Linked DNA regions of Homo sapiens: regions 1 and 2 are each linked to region 3. The links are chromatin loops, found by intact Hi-C in ENCODE. Cell type or tissue: B cell. All regions are shown on one strand. Each heading gives the region's core, and the rest is flanking DNA. Links, peaks and the distances in the headings are about the cores only.

Region 1 (2,500 bases), core at 1-2,500, 110 kb before region 3:
TTTTTCCCATTACTTCTGATTATTTGTCTGTCACTCATATACATAGATATATATGTTTATGTAAATGATATATTTTCAAGTATAAGTAACTTTAAATATAACTCTACTATAAATAAGTATATACATATAATATTTCTAGCATCTCTATCATTTTTATTTCTATACCTATCTGTCATCTTGGTTATATTCCAGTTTGTACTTACCCAGGTCTAAGATGTTTTTTCCGTCATGTTTCTACTGGTTTCTATAGAAGCCTCTCTACCTTAACTATTTTATTAAAATACTTGGATTTGTTAAGTCTAAGCAGAAATCACATTTATTCCTTCTACTTCCTTTTCAAACCTGTTCTCTCAAATAGTTCTTTTCTTGCCAATGGATGAAGTCTTAGGTAAGCCCTAGAGCTATGCTAGTCCCTTTTAGCGGTAATATCTCATTTAATATTAAAAAGCGTGAGCTGATATAATATTAAAACTGGAAATTATGTGGTAGGGAAGCTGGGTGAAGTCAGCATTTACTTTCATCCACACTTCCTCTCCAACTCCACTCAGTGTCTATTGCTTTCAGCTAATTTGGGTCTAGGAGGAGGAGGAGAAGGAAGTGGACAGGAGCAGGAATGGTCCTCATACTATATAGGTTGGTGCAAAAGTAATTGTGGGTTTTGCCTTTTAAAAAAAAAGGGAATAGCAAAAACTGCAATTACTTTTGCACCAACCTTATAGATTTTGGTGTCTCCTAGATATGGTGGATGCATGAGCCATATTCATTTGTGAGTTCTTCAGAGACACTCAACTTAGAGAGAACCTCTCAACCAAAGTTCCCCTAATTCAGGAACTTCAACTGGATGCTTACCAATTCCCTCAGTCTCCCAGCTCTGGGAGGTCCACACTACACTCCTGCTGGGGTCAACTCATCCATCCAAGTGATTCTCCCAGACAGAATATCTCTCAAGAAGAACTAAGTGAGTTCCTCCTTTCCCTAGGGAGACCTATAGGAATTATGACTCTTCATACCCTCTCAACATTCTAGGATTGAGTCTATAAATGTCTCTGCCTTCCTCAAACTCCTGAAGGTGAAGATCAGTTACATTGAAACTGAAGTCTTCTCAGTTGCCTTAAGGACGGAGGAGCACTTTACTCAACTTCTATAACATGGTGTTAACCTTTAGTATTTGGGTAGGAAATCCAAGAATAGCCACACTACTTCCTGTGGGGTATTTGAGCAAGACAATTTGCAAAGAATAATTACAAAGGAAGTCCCAAGAGCTCTATAGTATTAGCAGATCTTAAGCCCCAAATCTTCTAGTAAGTAGAGCTCGAGTAAACGGAACTAAACTACTTGTATACCTCTAATTTGTTTGTCCTCAGTGGACTTTGATGAAAGGTGACTACAACAGGACCAAAGACATAGATGAACAGAAAAAGAGTCTTTGTTTGTCTAAGATATTTATGGTTGGACAAGTTCAAATTGTGGCCAGGCCATATAAAGAAAGAAAGGAAAGAAAAATGCAGGGAGATGGTGTGAGGAGGGAAAGAGGGAAGGAGGGAAGGATGAAGGGAAGGAGGAAAGGATGAAGGGAAGGAGGGGAGGGGAGGGGAGGGGAGGAGAGGAGAGGAGAGGAGAGGAGAGGAGAGGAGAGGAGAGGAGAGGAGAGGAGAGGAAAGGAAAGGAAAGGAAAGGAAAGGAAAGGAAAGGAAAGGAAAGGAAAGGAAAGGAAAGGAAAGGAAAGGATCAGCACCTTTAAACATGGCACTCATGAGATGCTCCTGCACATACCTCACTGTCTTTCTACCTACCCCCATCACCTGCTGAATCTAACAGCATATTCCTGAAATAGGGTTTTAATCAACCCTTTGTTAGTCCTAACCCTAAGGCTTTCTGGGACTTGAATCTCTATACAAATTCCCCTTGGACAATAATCTCTTGGTTAGTTTCTTAGATCCTAATTTTTTGGCCAAACCTATGTGAATAAGGTCTTTGGTCATTTTCACTGTATTTTCAGCCTCAAAGCCTTCATTGAGGGCTAAGATGGTGGCTAGTGTGTCACCATCATAATGAGCAGGACAATCCAAATTCTTGCATTGCTGCCATTGATTTCTGCCTACAACCAGAGGAAATCTGCAATGCTTCACTTCATTTTGCAATATCTGTATGCTGAAGTTTCTTCATTGGTCATAGGGGTAGTAAAAGTCTCTATCTCATAAATGAATTAGTAGATGTAAATATCTTGTGTTAGTGTCTAGCACATAATAAGCACTTAAGTCTTAGCCCTCATTATTATTATTCTTACAGTATTCTTTGGGATATAAATGAAACTGTCGTAAATTCTTTTTAAAATTAATGTTGGGGGGAGGCAAATGAATTTGGATTAATGTCACGGGAAAGGAAAGAAAATCTAGGATGAACCCAGGTTAACCATCAAAGGCTTGGTAATTGCAAGGCTATGTGTTACATATTTTTCTTTGTGTGTTAGGCTCTGGAAAAGTTATAGCTAAATAAAATT
Region 2 (2,500 bases), core at 1-2,500, 74 kb before region 3:
TACCACTCCCTAATTCCTGCTTCCCTGAATATAGATACATTTCTGCTATATAAACCCCTAACTTTAGTGAGTCAGGGAGACAGATTTCAGACTGATCTCTCATCCCCTTGGCTGCAGCACCCGACTAAAGCCTTCTTGCTTGGCAATACTCATTGTCTCAGTGATTGGCTTTCTGCGTGGCAAGCAGCAGGACCTAAACTGAACCCCTGGTATTTCAATAACAAAATCATGGGTGACTTCCCTGTCTAAACAAAGTCACATTTTGATTCTTTTCATTGCAATGAGATGAGCATTTTAGGCAGGGTCAGCCTTTTGCACAACTGCAAGGAGCACCTTTTGCTGTAAGAATGCCATGTAAGCTAGGCACAGTGATTCATGCCTGCAATCCTAGCACTTTGGGAGGCTGAGGCAAGAGGATCACTTGAACCCATGAGTTTGAGACCAGCCTGGGCAACATGGCAAAACCCCACCTCCACAAAAAATACCAAAAATTAGTCAGGCATGGTGGGACACACCTGTAGTCCCAGCTACTCCAGGGGCTGAGGTGGTAGGATTACTTAAGTCCAGGAAGTTGAGGCTGCAGTGAGCTGTGATCGCACCACTGCACTCCAGCCGAGGTGACAGAGTGAGACCCTGTCTCAAAACAAAAATGCCATGCAGCTGGACTGGTACAGGACACTAATTGAGAGGGGATAGAAAAGAAGTTGCCATGCCCTCTATTTTCTTAGCCAATGCTCTTCCCTAGCAAGATCTAGATCAATCCACACTGTTTCTGTTTCTTTGCTGGAGGTGAGACCCTTCAGTAGTCAAACAGCTCTCATCTCTGGGGTCTGCATAACTTGTTTGATGACTAAGGGAGACCCATAGGGCCATTTCTTACAGCCCACAGCCAAGCCCTCTGTGAAGAGGAAAAGGCAACTCTTCCAGCAAGGAAGTCCTCACCCCTTTTCAAAAACTTTCCTAGACAAACTTGTAGGCTGTTAATGACTCTAGTTATGACCTCCCAGCCCTTACTCAGGAGAAACCACTTTGTAATGTGGGTTTTCAACCTTGGCTGCACGTTGCAATCACCTGGGGATCCCCCGCAACCGCCTGACAAAGATTCTGATGTTATTGGTCTGAGGTGCTGCCTGAGAATTGGTGTTTCCAAAGCTCCTCTGGTGTTTTGTGTTTTTCTAGCACAAGAAAAGTTGTGAGTCACTGTAGTGCAATACAGTTCGATCACAATTGCCACAATTGTGTAGGGTCCATCAGAACCACCTGAAGGGCTTCATAGACCACAGCTGGCTAGGAGCTACCCCTAGGCTTCTGATTCAGCAAGTGAGAGGCAGAGCCCAAGGCTGTATATTTCTAACAAGTTCCAGGTGCTGCTGCTGCTGGTCCAGAGACCACTGCATTAGAGGCCAGAGTTCTCAACTATTGACTGCACATTAGAACCATCTGGACAATATTTAAGACATACTGATGCCTATACACCAACCCAGACTAACTGAATCAAAATCTCTGGTAATGGGGCTCCAGAGATGTTTTTTAATGCTCCCAGGGGATTCTACTGTAGAGCAAGTTGAGAACCACTTGTAAGCAAAAGAAAAAAATTCTTACTAAAAAGGTTAAAGAGACATACACCAAGTTTGCAGGCTTTCTAGACAATGGAACTTCAAACATAGGATTTGCCTGTGGTATTTATTCTTTCTTGGGGCCCACTTGCAGTGTACTTTATAGGATGATGTATCAGAAACCTTGACCCAGCAGCCTAAAAATAGTGGTCAGCATCGATGAGTCTCATCTGTTACAACAAAAAGGAAAAACAGTTACAAGGCCCCACTCCAGGGGAAGCTCAGGCACCCCCCTTGGAGATGTGCCCAAGAAATGGCTCCTAATAGGCCACTCAAATTCTGCCATTGAAAGGGAACACATGGGCAAGATATATCTTGCAGCCTAGAATTGTTTTTATTTATGTGACTTTAGTCTCTTCTTTGTATAGTGACTTTGTAGAGGAAGAGAAATTACAACACCTTACATGCCTAAGTCATGGGGACTCTTCCTCCAGGTTCCCAGAGCAAAAAGCAAAAAGCCCTGTACTCCCTGGTGCCCACCTGGTCATCTTGCCCACGGTTTTTCCATCCCAGAGGTACTGCTGCAGGCCCAGAGCCCTCCAGGAAAAGAACTGACATCTAGGAACTCCTCCCCCAAGCCCTTTCTTCAACTCATTCTTGCTATGACAAGAGTGTGGGTTGCAGTGATATCTCAGAAGTTTATTCCATCATATTAAATTCTCAGTAAATCACCCTTTGGCAAGTCAGTTTAAAGGATACGATGTAGACAGCTAGAAAAGACACTATTTCTGGGCCAGGTTTTCCCAGCTGTTTAATAAATTGCTCAAAAAATCTCTAATTCATCCTATTTTTGTCACTAGTCATCATGTCAGAATCTCTGGTTTCATAAAGAAAACTTTTCTGGCCTGACACACAGCCACTATCTACTGAACTTTGCCGCAGAC
Region 3 (11,492 bases), core at 5,478-7,977:
AATTCCAAAAACCAGAATGCCTCTTCTCCTCCAAAGGATCACAACTCCTCACCAGCCAGGGCACAAAACTGGAAAAAGAAGGAGTATGACAAATTGACAGAAGTAGGCTCCAGAAGGTGAGTGATAACAAACTCCTCCAAGCTATAGGAGCATGTTCTAACCCAATCCAAGGAAGCTAAGAACCTTGAAAAAAGGTTAGAGGAATTGCTAACTACAATAACCAGAGAACATAAATGGCCTGATGGAGCTGAAAAACACAGCACGAGAACTTTGTGAAGCATACACAAGTATCAACAGCCAAATCGATGAAGTGGAAGAGAGGATATCAGAGATTGAAGATCAACTTAATGAAATAAAGTGTGAAGACAAGATTAGAGAAAAAAGAATGAAAAGAAATATGGGACTATGTGAAAAGACCAAATCTACATTTGATTAGTGTACCTGAAAGTGACAGGGAGAATGGAACCAAGTTGGAAAACACTCTTCAAGATATTATCCAGAAGAACTTCCCCCAACCTAGCAAGACAGGCCAACATTCAAATCCAGGAAATACAGAGAATACCACAAAAATACTCCTCGAGAAGAGCAACCCCAAGACCCATAATCGTCAGATTCACCAACGTTGAAATAAAGGAAAAAATGTTAAGGGCAGTCAGAGAGAAAGATCAGGTTACCCGCAAAGAGAAGCCCATCAGACTAACAACGGATCTCTCTGCAGAAACCCTACAAGCCAGGATAGAGTGGGGGGCATTATTCAACATTCTTAAAGAAAATAATTTTCAACCCAGAATCTCATATCCAGCCAAATTAAGCTTCATAAGTGAAGGAGAAATAAAATCCTTTACAGACAAGCAAATGCTGAGATATTTTGTCACGACCTGGCCAGCCTTACAAGAGCTCCTGAAGGAAGCACTAAATATGGAAAGAAAAAACCGGTACCAGCTACTGCAAAAACATACTAAATTGTAAAGACCATTGACACTATGAAGAAACTGCATCAACTAACAGGCAAAATAACCAGCTAGCATCACAATGAAAGAATCAAATTCACACATAACAATATTAACCTTAAATGTAAATGGGCTAAATGCCCCAATTAAAAGATACAGACTGGCAAATTGGATAGAGAGTCAAGACCCATTGGTGTGCTATATTCAGGAGACCCATCTCATGTGCAGAGACACACATAGGCTCTACATAAAGGGATGAAGGAATATCTACCAAGCAAATGGAAAGCAAAAAAAAAAGCAGGGGTTGCAATCCTAGTCTCTGATAAAACAAACTTTAAACCAACAAAGATCAAAAAAGACAAAGAAGGGCACTACATAATGGTAAAGGGATCAATGCAACAAGAAGAGCTAGCTATCCTAAACATATATGCACCCAAAACAGGAGCACCCAGAATCATAAAGCAAGTTCTTAGAGACCTACAAAGAGACTTAGACTCCCACACAATGACAGTGGGAGATTTTAACACCCCACTGTCAATATTAGACAGATTGACAAGACAGAAAATTAACAAGGATATTCAGGACTTGAACACAGCTCTGGACCAAGTGGACCTAATAGACATCTACAGAACTCTCCACCCCAAATCAACAGAATATACATTCTTCTCAGCACCACATCACACTTATTCTAAAATTGACCACATAATTGGAAGTAAAACACTCCTCAGCAACTGCAAAAGAACGGAAATCATAACAAACAGTCTCTCAGACCACAGTGGAATCAAATTAGAACTCAGGATTAAGAAACTCACTGAAAACTGCACAACTACATGGAAACTGGACAACCTGCTCCTGAATGACTACTCAGTAAATAACGAAATTAAAGCAGAAATAAATAAGTTCTTAATGAGAACTTATAAATAAATAAATGAGAACAAAGACACAATGCACCATAATCTCTGGGACACAGCTAAAGCAGTATTTAGAGGGAAATGTATACCATTAAATGCCCACAGGAGAAAGCAGGAAAGATCAAAAACTGATACCCTAACATCACAATTAAAAGAACTAGAGAAGCAAGAGCAAACAAATTCAAAAGCTAGCAGAAGACAAGATATAACTAAGATCACAGCAGAACTGAAGGAGATACAGACACGAAAAATCCTTCAAAAAATCAGTGAATCCAGGAGCTGGTTTTTTGAAAAGATCAACAAAACAGACCACAAGCCAGACTTATAAAGAAGAAAACAGAGAAGAATCAAATAGACACAATAAAAAACGATAAACGGGATATCATCACCGATCCCACAGAAATACAAACTACCATCAGAGAATACTATAGACATCTCTACACAAATATAATAGAAAATCGAGAAGAAATGGATAAATTCCTGGACACATACACTCTCCCAGGACTAAACCAGGAAGAAGTCGAATCCCTGAATAGACCAATAACAGGTTCTGAAATTGAGGCAGTAATTAATAGGCTACCAACCAAAAAAAGCCCAGGACCAGATGGATTCACAGTCAAATTCTACCAGAGATACAAAGAGGAGCTGGTACCACTATTTCTGAAGCTATTCCAAACAATAGAAAAAGAGGGACTCCTCCCCAACTCATTTTATGAGGGCAGCATCATCCTGATACCAAAACCTGGCAGCGACACAACAACAACAACAACAAAAAAGGAAATTTCAGGCCAATATCCCTGGTGAACATCGATGCAAAAATCCTCAATAAAATACTGGCACACCGAATCCAGCAGCACATCAAAAAGTTTATCCACCACAGTCAAGTTGGCTTCATCCCTGGGATGCAAGTCTGGTTCAATATACACAAATCAATAAACGTAATCCATCACATAAACAGAACCAATGACAAAAACCACATGACTATCTCAATAGATGCAGAAAAGCCCTTCAATAAAATTTAACACCACTTCATGCTAAAAACTCTCAATAAAATAGATATCAATGGGACGTATCTCAAAACAATAAGAGTGTCATAAACAATATTTATGACAAACCCACAGCCAATATCATACTGAATGGGCAAAAGCTGGAAGCATTGCCTTTGAAAACCAGTCTAAGACAAGCATGCCCTCTCTCACCACTCCTATTCAACATAGTATTGGAAGTTCTGGCCAGGGAAATCAGACAAGAGAAAGAAATGAAGGGTACTCAGCCAGGCGCGGTGGCTCATGCCTGTAATCCCAGCACTTTGGGAGGCCGAGGCAGGCGGATCACCTGAGGTCGGGAGTTTGAGACCAGCCTGACCAACATGGAGAAACCCTGTCTGTACTAAAAAAAATACAAAATTAGCCAGGCATGGTGGTGCATGCCTGGAATCCCAGCTACTCGGGAGGCTGAGGCAGGGGAATCACTTGAACCCAGGAGGCAGAGGTTGCAGTGAGCCGAGATCGCGCCATTGCACTCCAGCCTGGGGAACAAGAGTGAAACTCCGTCTCAAAAAAAAAAAGAAAGAAAGAAAGGGTATTCAAATAAGAAGAGAGGAAGTCAAATTGTCTCTGCAAATGACATGATTGTATATTTAGAAAACCCCATCATCTCAGCCCAAAATCTCCTTAAGCTGATAAGCAACTTCAGCAAAGTCTCAGGATACAAAATCAATGTGCAAAAATCACAAGCATTCCTACACACCAATAATAGACAAACAGAGAGCCAAATTATGAGTGAACTCCCATTCACGATTGCTACAAAAAGAATAAAATACCTAGGAATCCAACTTACAAGGGATGTGAAGGACCTTTTCAAGGAGAATTACAAACCACTTCTCAATGAAATAAAAGAAGACACAAACAAATGGAAGAACATTCCATGCTCATGGGTAGGAAGAATCAATATCATGAAAATGGCCATACTGCCCAAAGTAATTTATAGATTCAATGCTATCCCCATCCAGCTACCATTGACTTTCTTCACAGAATTAGAAAAAACTACTTTAAATCTCATGTGGAACCATAAAAGAGCCCGTATAGCCAAGATAATCCTAAGCAAAAAGAACAAAGCTGAAGGCATCACACTACCTGACTTTAAACAATACTACAAGCCTATGGTAACCAAAACAGCATGGTACTGGTACCAAAACAGATATATAGATCAGTGGAACAGAACAGAGGCCTCAGAAATAACGCCACACATCTACAACCATCTGATCTTTGAAAAACCTGACAAAAGCAAGCAATGGGGAAAGGATTCTCTATTTAATAAATGGTGTTGGGAAAACTAGCTAGCCATATGCAGAAAACTGAAACTGGACCCATTCCTTACACCTTAAAAAAAATTAACTCAACACGGATTAAAGACTTAAATGTAAGACCTAAAACCATAAAAACCCTGGAAGAAAACATAGCAATACCATTCAGGACATAGGCATGGGCAAAGACTTCATGACTAAAACACCGAAAGCAATGGAAACAAAAACCAGATTTGACAAATGGGATCTAATTAAACTAAAGAGCTTCTGCACAGCAAAAGAAACTATCATCAGAGTGTACAGGCAACCTAGAGAATGGGAGAAAAATTTTGCAATCTATCCACCTGACAAAGGGCTCATATCCAGAATCTACAAAGAACATAAATTAACAAGAAAAAAACAACCCCATCAAAAAGTGGGCAAAGAGTATGAACAGACACTTCTCAAAAGAAGACATTTATGCAGCCAACAAACATACGAAAAAATGCTCATCACCACTGGTCATCAGAAAAATGCAAATGAAAACCACGATGAGATACCATCTCACGCCAGTTAGAATGGCGATCATTAAAAAGTCAGGAAACAACAGATGCTGGAGAGGATGTGGAGAAATATGAACACTTTTACACTGTTGGTGGGACTGTAAATTAGTTTAACCATTGTGGAAGACAGTGTGGCAATTCCTCAAGGATCCAGAACCAGAAATACCATTTGACTCAGCCATTACTGGGTCATACCATTACTGGGTACATACCCAAAGAATTATAAATCATTCTACTATAAAGACACATGCACATGTATGTTTATTGCAACACTGTTCACAATAGCAAAGACTTGGAACCAATCCAAACGCCCATTAACGATAGACCAGATAAAGAAAGTGTGGCACATATATACCATGAAATACCATGCAGTCATAAAAAAGGATAAGTTCATGTTCTTTGCAGGGACATGAATGAAGCTGGAAACCATCATTCTCAACAAACTAACTCAGGAACAGAAAACCAAACACCACATGTTCTCACTCATAAGTGGGAGATGTACAATGAGAGCACATGGACACAGGGAGGGGAATATCACACACCAGGGCCTGTTGAGGTGTGGGGGCTGGGGGAGGGAGAGCATCAGGAGAAATACCTAATGTTGATGACGGGTTGATGGGTGCAGCAAACCACCATGGCACGTGTATACCTATGTAACAAACCTGCATGTTCTGCACATGTATCCCAGAACTTAAAGAATAAAAAATAAATAAATAGGGACTAAGGAGGATTAACTTCTATCCCAGGAGAGGAGACAAGAATACCCCAGAGCTGGACAAACTTTGTCACAAACCATTATCTCTGCTTCTGAGGTCCAATTCATCTCTCCCCAAAACCATTAATTCTCCTCTAAGTTGCCTGCACCTCCCCACCCCTCTCCACCATGAGGAGGGTATTCAAGCTCCTCAGTCTCACTGGTTTGAAAGTGTTCCCTTTTCTTTCCTGTGATGCCCCAGTGCACATAATAAATTTGTGTGCCTTTGCTCATGTAATTCACCTGCTGTGTGTGTGTGTGTGTAAATGGGGTTTCACTTTGTTGCCCAGGCTGGTCTCAAATTCCCAGCCTTAAGTGATCTTCCAACCTCAGCCTTCCAAAAGTATTAGATGTTAGGATTGCAGGTATGAGCCTGGCAGGTGTTTGCTTGTTTGTTTGTTTGTTTGTTTTTGTTTTTGAGACAAGGTCTTGCTCTGTTACCCAGGCTGGAGTGCAGTGGCACAATCGCAGCTCACTGAAGCCTCAACATCCCAGGATCAGATGATCCTCCCGCCTCAGGTTCCTGAGTACCTGGGACTACAGCACGCCACCACCCCGCCCGGCTATTTATTTTTTTGTTAAAGAAGTGATCTTACTATGTTGCCCAGGCTGGTCTCAAACTCCTGGACTCAAGCGATCCTCCCACCTCAGCCTCCCAAAGTGCTGGGATTATAGGTATGAGTCACTGCCTCCAACCTATTTTTTAAATTTTTTTTAGAGACAGGGTCTTGCTTTGTTGCCAAGGCTGGAGTGCAGTGGTGCCATCATAGCTTACGACAGCCTGGAAATCCTGGGCTCAAGTAATCCTCCCACCTCAGCCTCCCAGGTAGCTGGGACTATAGGCATGTACCACCAGCCCACTAATTTTTTTGGTTTTTGTAGAGACAGGGTCTCACGATGTTACCCAAGCCGGTCTCAAACAGCTAGGCTCAAGCCATCCTTCCACCTCAGCCTCCCAAAGTGCTGGGATTACAGGCATGAGCCACCGTGCAGGGCCTGATAGTTTATTTCATAGACTCAGCTACCAACTCCTTAGAGTGTAGAGGGAAATTCTTCTCCACACACACCCTTCAAGGTTCTCCCTCCACCCTCTGCTGCCCTGGACACCCTCCCTAGACCTTCCCAGTCGGCAACCTGATGTCAGGAATCCTCCTGAAACCTGCTCCTGACTTCGCAGGTCTCAGTTCTGATCCGTAGGAGCACACAGAACAGAATGAAAGGCAGGGCTCTCCTGCGAAGGTTGGTTTTTTATTCTGATTTTAGCAAGTAAAACTCTACTTGAAATTTGCGTCTGACCACGGGTTCTCTCCCCTAAAATTTCCATACTCGCCCCAACCTGATTCCCCTCTCCAGATTCTCCAGAAAGTCTACACTGCCCTCTGGTGGCATAATGTTGCTATTGCACAGTCTCCTTTCAAAGCATCCTGTAACGTTTCTTCTTGTCAGTCATCCTGTTGTCCATCCTGGAAAAATAGAATTCTTCTCAACCTTCTAAACGAAGATCACAAAATCAAGGTCAGAGTGCCATTATTTACTTCTAAATGACGGTGGAATAACATAAAGAATAGGTGCATGAGATGGTTTTGATATGTGGCAGTTCACGTGCCCACAAATGGGTTTATGGCCTACGCAGAGAACCCTTAATTCAAATTGCTAGGTGGATACTGTGTCTTTGATGCTCTTCCATCCCCTTTATGACCTTTCCATCCTCCTAGGTCCCTGGGGACCTAGGGGTCTCCACAAACAATGTATTTCTGCCCACCCTGGATTTCCCTCTAGGCTAGAATGCTCTGAAGTGTAGCCTCCAGAGCAACTCAGACTTCTAAGGGCACACAGCAGTGATGCAGGGGACATTGAAGTTGCAGAGAAGTAAGGTGGCACCTAGATACCCAACTGTACGGCCTCCACTGGAGCACAGAGCCTGTCAGCTTCCCTGGCCTGCCCTGTAGATTCTCACATTGTGAGGGCATCCTTCCAGTGCAGGCTCAGAGGTGGCCTGAACAGAGAAGAAAATACTAGGTTATGGAGTGAGTTTAACCACGGCAGACAGTTGTCTTTATGAGGGGAGATGAGAAGTGGGTTGTTGTAAGTGGATGCCGTCTTGGGGAGGTGATTCATCCCCACAGTGTGGATTAATGCCTGCCATCTGACCGTTGCTCCGGAGGTGATGGATGTGGAAATGGATCCCAGGCAGAGATGGCTTTGAAAGGGCCCCCTCACCAATGGGAGCTCTCTCTGGCAGACATAGAACCAAACACCTCAAACACTTGTGGGGGTCCCATATACAGAACAAGATGTATCTTCTCAGACTGATAGCCATGGCTAAGATGGCCTCACAGCTCCAGCCCTAGGAAATATCTAGCCATAGTGTCTGCCGGGGCAACTAAGCGTTCGCAGCAAGTACAACAGCACCTGGAGTTGCCCTGTATCCCCGTTTTGTGGAAAAAGAAGCAGCCGCCATAAACAAGAGAACTTCATGTCACAAATCCTGAAAGTTAAAAATCCCAAGCGACAAAGAAATCTTAACGTTTCTTCCCAGCACCAACACAGAATCGTTCATAAATCCTAAATGTTTACTAGATGAAGACTGTGACCGCTTTCAAATGTTCATGATCAGTACTCTTTTCACGTGGCCTTTTTGAAGAATGTTGACTTCGGACCGCAGTGCTTCACCTTCCCACCGCTGCTGAGTGTCACACAGCGTCATCTTCCCTCCCTGCCTGCCATGAGGCCCTTCCTGCTCAGCTGCCCACAGCAAATCATGAAAGGATCACTAGGTTATATTTATAATTTTCAAAAACTTTAGAAACATACAAATATAAAATGAACATGTCAATGGTTTGATTCAAATCATTCATTAAACAAGGGAACCAGAAATAGGTTAAAACTGGTTCAAAGGAGAACTTGAAGAATTGAGATTTACATTGTCAGTCCAGTCAAAGGAATGCTGAAACAAATTTGCTAATATATGCAAAGCTGGTTAATATACTACTACACAACAAACTATATAAATCATCTTTTCTACAAGACAGTAAAAAATTATATCTCTCCAATGCAAAATGCATTTTCATTGTTATGGGCTAGAATCATTTACAAAACCTTCAAATAAGAATCTTCATATTATTATTCCTTTTCTGCAAGTTAACCTCTACCTCTTAGAGTTGTAAAATACCCTGGCTAATAAAGTTAATCAAAATTACATAGCAACCACTGCATTGAAGGAATACTCAGTCATCTCTTTTATTTTATTTGATATTATTTTATTTTATTTTATTTTATTTTATTTTATTTTATTTTATTTTATTTTATTTTATTTTATTTTGAGATGGAGTCTCACTTTGTCACCCAGGCTGGAGTGCAGTGGCGCAATCTCGGCTCACTGCAACCTCCGTCTCCGGGGTTCAAGCAATTCTCCTGCCTCAGCCTCTCGAGTAGCTGGGATTACAGGTGCCCACCACCACACCCGGCTAATTTTTGTATTTTTAGTAGAGACGGGGTTTCACCATGTTGGCCAGGCTGGTCTCAAACTCCTAACCTCAGGTGATCCACCCGCCTAGGCCTCCCAAAGTGCTGGGATTACAGGCATGCACCACCGCATCTGGTAATCTCAGTAATCTGTTAATTCTTCTTGAAAATGTATACATTAAAGTGTGTGGACTTGATGTGTTAAGGAACTGGGCCATTAGTCTCCAGCCTTCTCCTCTCTGGAAATGGGGTTTATGTAAATGCCAAAGCTCCTTTATAAGTTCTGAGCCCCTCAGTAGTTTTTCCCCTATAAAACTGGGTTTTGCTCAGGTGCATTTCTGCTAGCTAGGAGGCAGCTTGAAGTCCTGGCAAGCCAGGCTGGCATTCTAGAGAGTTCAGTGTAATCACAACACAGAAGAGTACCTGGGCCTGGCCTTCCTGGAGACATATCAGGGAGGCCCTTGGAGCAAACTTTTTCTATACAGGACCAGATAGTAAATATTTTAGACTTTGCAGGTCGTAAAGTTTCTGTAGCAACTACTCAACTCTGCCACTGTAGCGCAAAAGCAGCCTTAGACCACATATGAATAAATGGGCACGGCCGTGTTCCAATAAAACTTTATTTACAAAACAGGCCATGGGCTGGATTTGGCATATGGACCACAATTTGTCTACCTCTGGTAGAGAGAATACAGGAGCTTTCATTCATTCACACAGTTAATATTAGCTGTGATCCTAAGTGAGCCATACCTAAACCGATCCCATCCCTGCCTTCACGGAGCTCCTGGTGTGGTGGAACGCATAGTTTACATAAGGAATTTTAATACAGGGTAATAGCAGAGATGGCAAGTCAGACAAACCTAGTCCAATGAGAAAACACCACTTAAGTTGAAACATAAATACTTACTAAGATGCTGAATTTGAGGTCCTTGTGACATATCCAAGTAGCAGTGTCATTGGACAGGTGTTTATAATAAGTCTACAGCTCAGAAAGCCAGCCCGGGTCGGGCGCGGTGGCTCACGCCTGTAATCCCAGCACTTTGGGAGGACGAGGCGGGCAGATCACCTGAGGTCAGGAGTTTGAGACCAGCCTGACCAACATGAAGAAACCCAGTTTCTATTAAAAATACAAAATTAGCCGGGTGTGGTGGCACAGGCCTGTAATCCCAGCGACTCTGGAGGCTGAGGCAGGAGAATTGCTTGAACCCAGGAGGCGGAGGTTGCAGTGAGCCGAGATCGTGCCATTGCACTCCAGCCTGGGCGACAGAGTGAGACTCCGTCTCAAAAAAAAAAAAAAAAAAAGAAAGGCAGCCTGGGCTGCAGATCAGATCTGGAAGCCACTGAAGCCTCGGGGGTGGCTGACGTTGCCTGGGAGGGTGAGTGGGCAAGAGGAGCTGTGTGAGTGACTACACCCTGTGCTTCTCAAACTTGAGCGCACAGCTCACTCACCTGGAGGGCTTCTCAAAACACAGATTGTGGGGCCCCGCCCCCTAAGTCTCAGATTCAGTACATCTGGTTCGAGGCCAAAGAATTTGCATTTCTTTCAAGTTCCCAAAGAAGAAGGTACATCTGGAGTCTAGTCAAGTTTTGAGAAAAGGGCTTTTCATTACAAGCAGAGTGTAACCAGGAAAGATGGCTCCTTGTACCCACCAGAGGAATAAAAACATCTTTTAAGAAAAGTCTAAGATTCTGACATTTTGGTTACAAAGTCAAGAAATAAGCTCCACCTAAAAAAAATCATCATCATTGGCCGGGCGCAGTGGCTCACGCCTGTAGTCCCAGCACTTTGGAAGGCTGAGGTGGGTGGATCACGAGGTCATGAGATTGAGACCATCCTGGCTAACACTGTGAAACCCCGTCTCTATTAAAAAATACAAAAAATTAGCCGGGCATGGTGGCGGACGCCTGTAGTCCCAGCTACTCAGCTACTCGGGAGGCTGAGGCAGGAGAATGGTGTGAACCTGGGAGGCAGAGCTTACAGTGAGCAGAGCTTGCGCCACTGCACCCCAGCCTGGGCGACAGAGCGAGACTCCATCTCAAAAAAAAAAAAAAAAAAAATTCATCATCATGAGATGCATCCATTTCACTGGCATTAGTCATCTGAGACTATCTAATGCAGAGCAATAAATTCTTTCCATGATGCTGGATATCTCTTGGACCTCCCTGTAAATAATTTTTTTTTTTCTTCTTGAGATGGAGTTTCACTCTGTCACCAAGGTGGGAGTGCAGTGGCGAGATCTCGGCTCACTGCAACCTCCCCCTTCTGGGTTCAAGCAATTCTCCTGCCTCAGCCTCCAGAGTCGCTGGGATTACAGGCACCAGTCACCATGACTGGCTAATTTTTTTTCGTATTTTTAGTAGAAAGGGGGTTTCACTACATTGGCCAGGCTGATCTCGAACTCCTGACCTCAGGTGATCTGCCTGCCTCGGCCTCCCAAAGTGCTAGGATTACAGGCATGAGCCACCGCACCTGGCCCCTGTAAATAATTTTTTTTTTTTTTTTGAGATGGAGTCTCGCTCTGTCACCCAGGCTAGAGTGCAGTGGCGCAGTCTCAGCTCACTGCC

Evidence for each region. Hi-C counts contacts between places; a loop is a spot of excess contacts. Peaks named below come from ENCODE experiments on the same cell type or tissue, not always from the same donor. Only the 100,000 strongest peaks of a DNase experiment are listed, where the experiment ranks them.
Region 1: it touches region 3 in a loop (4-fold over the local background); 3 of 110 quality-filtered maps call a loop at or near these places.
Region 2: it touches region 3 in a loop (2.7-fold over the local background); 4 of 110 quality-filtered maps call a loop at or near these places.

Annotation. Positions count from the first base shown.
Region 1 is chr2:230,495,891-230,498,390 of GRCh38, forward strand. The region is part of intron 18 of SP100 (SP100 nuclear antigen); the gene reads left to right. All of the region lies in intron 3 of LOC101928816 (a long non-coding RNA gene), which reads right to left. Among named protein-coding and RNA genes, the nearest start is that of SP100, 81 kb to the left of the region's middle. In B cell, for the core only: no CTCF peak of the experiment used is centred there; a DNase peak (open chromatin) is centred at 1,081; H3K4me3 peaks cover 1,191 bases; H3K27ac peaks cover 2,329 bases.
Region 2 is chr2:230,536,619-230,539,118 of GRCh38, forward strand. All of the region lies in intron 24 of SP100 (SP100 nuclear antigen), which reads left to right. Among named protein-coding and RNA genes, the nearest start is that of SP100, 120 kb to the left of the region's middle. In B cell, for the core only: no CTCF peak of the experiment used is centred there; a DNase peak (open chromatin) is centred at 1,063; H3K27ac peaks cover 2,138 bases.
Region 3 is chr2:230,604,711-230,616,202 of GRCh38, forward strand. No RefSeq gene overlaps it. Among named protein-coding and RNA genes, the nearest start is that of LINC01907, 90 kb to the right of the region's middle. RefSeq lists enhancers at 6,599-6,658, 10,476-10,595. In B cell, for the core only: CTCF peaks have their summits at 6,832 (motif pointing left) and 7,042; DNase peaks (open chromatin) are centred at 5,661 and 6,831; H3K4me3 peaks cover 503 bases; H3K27ac peaks cover 1,437 bases.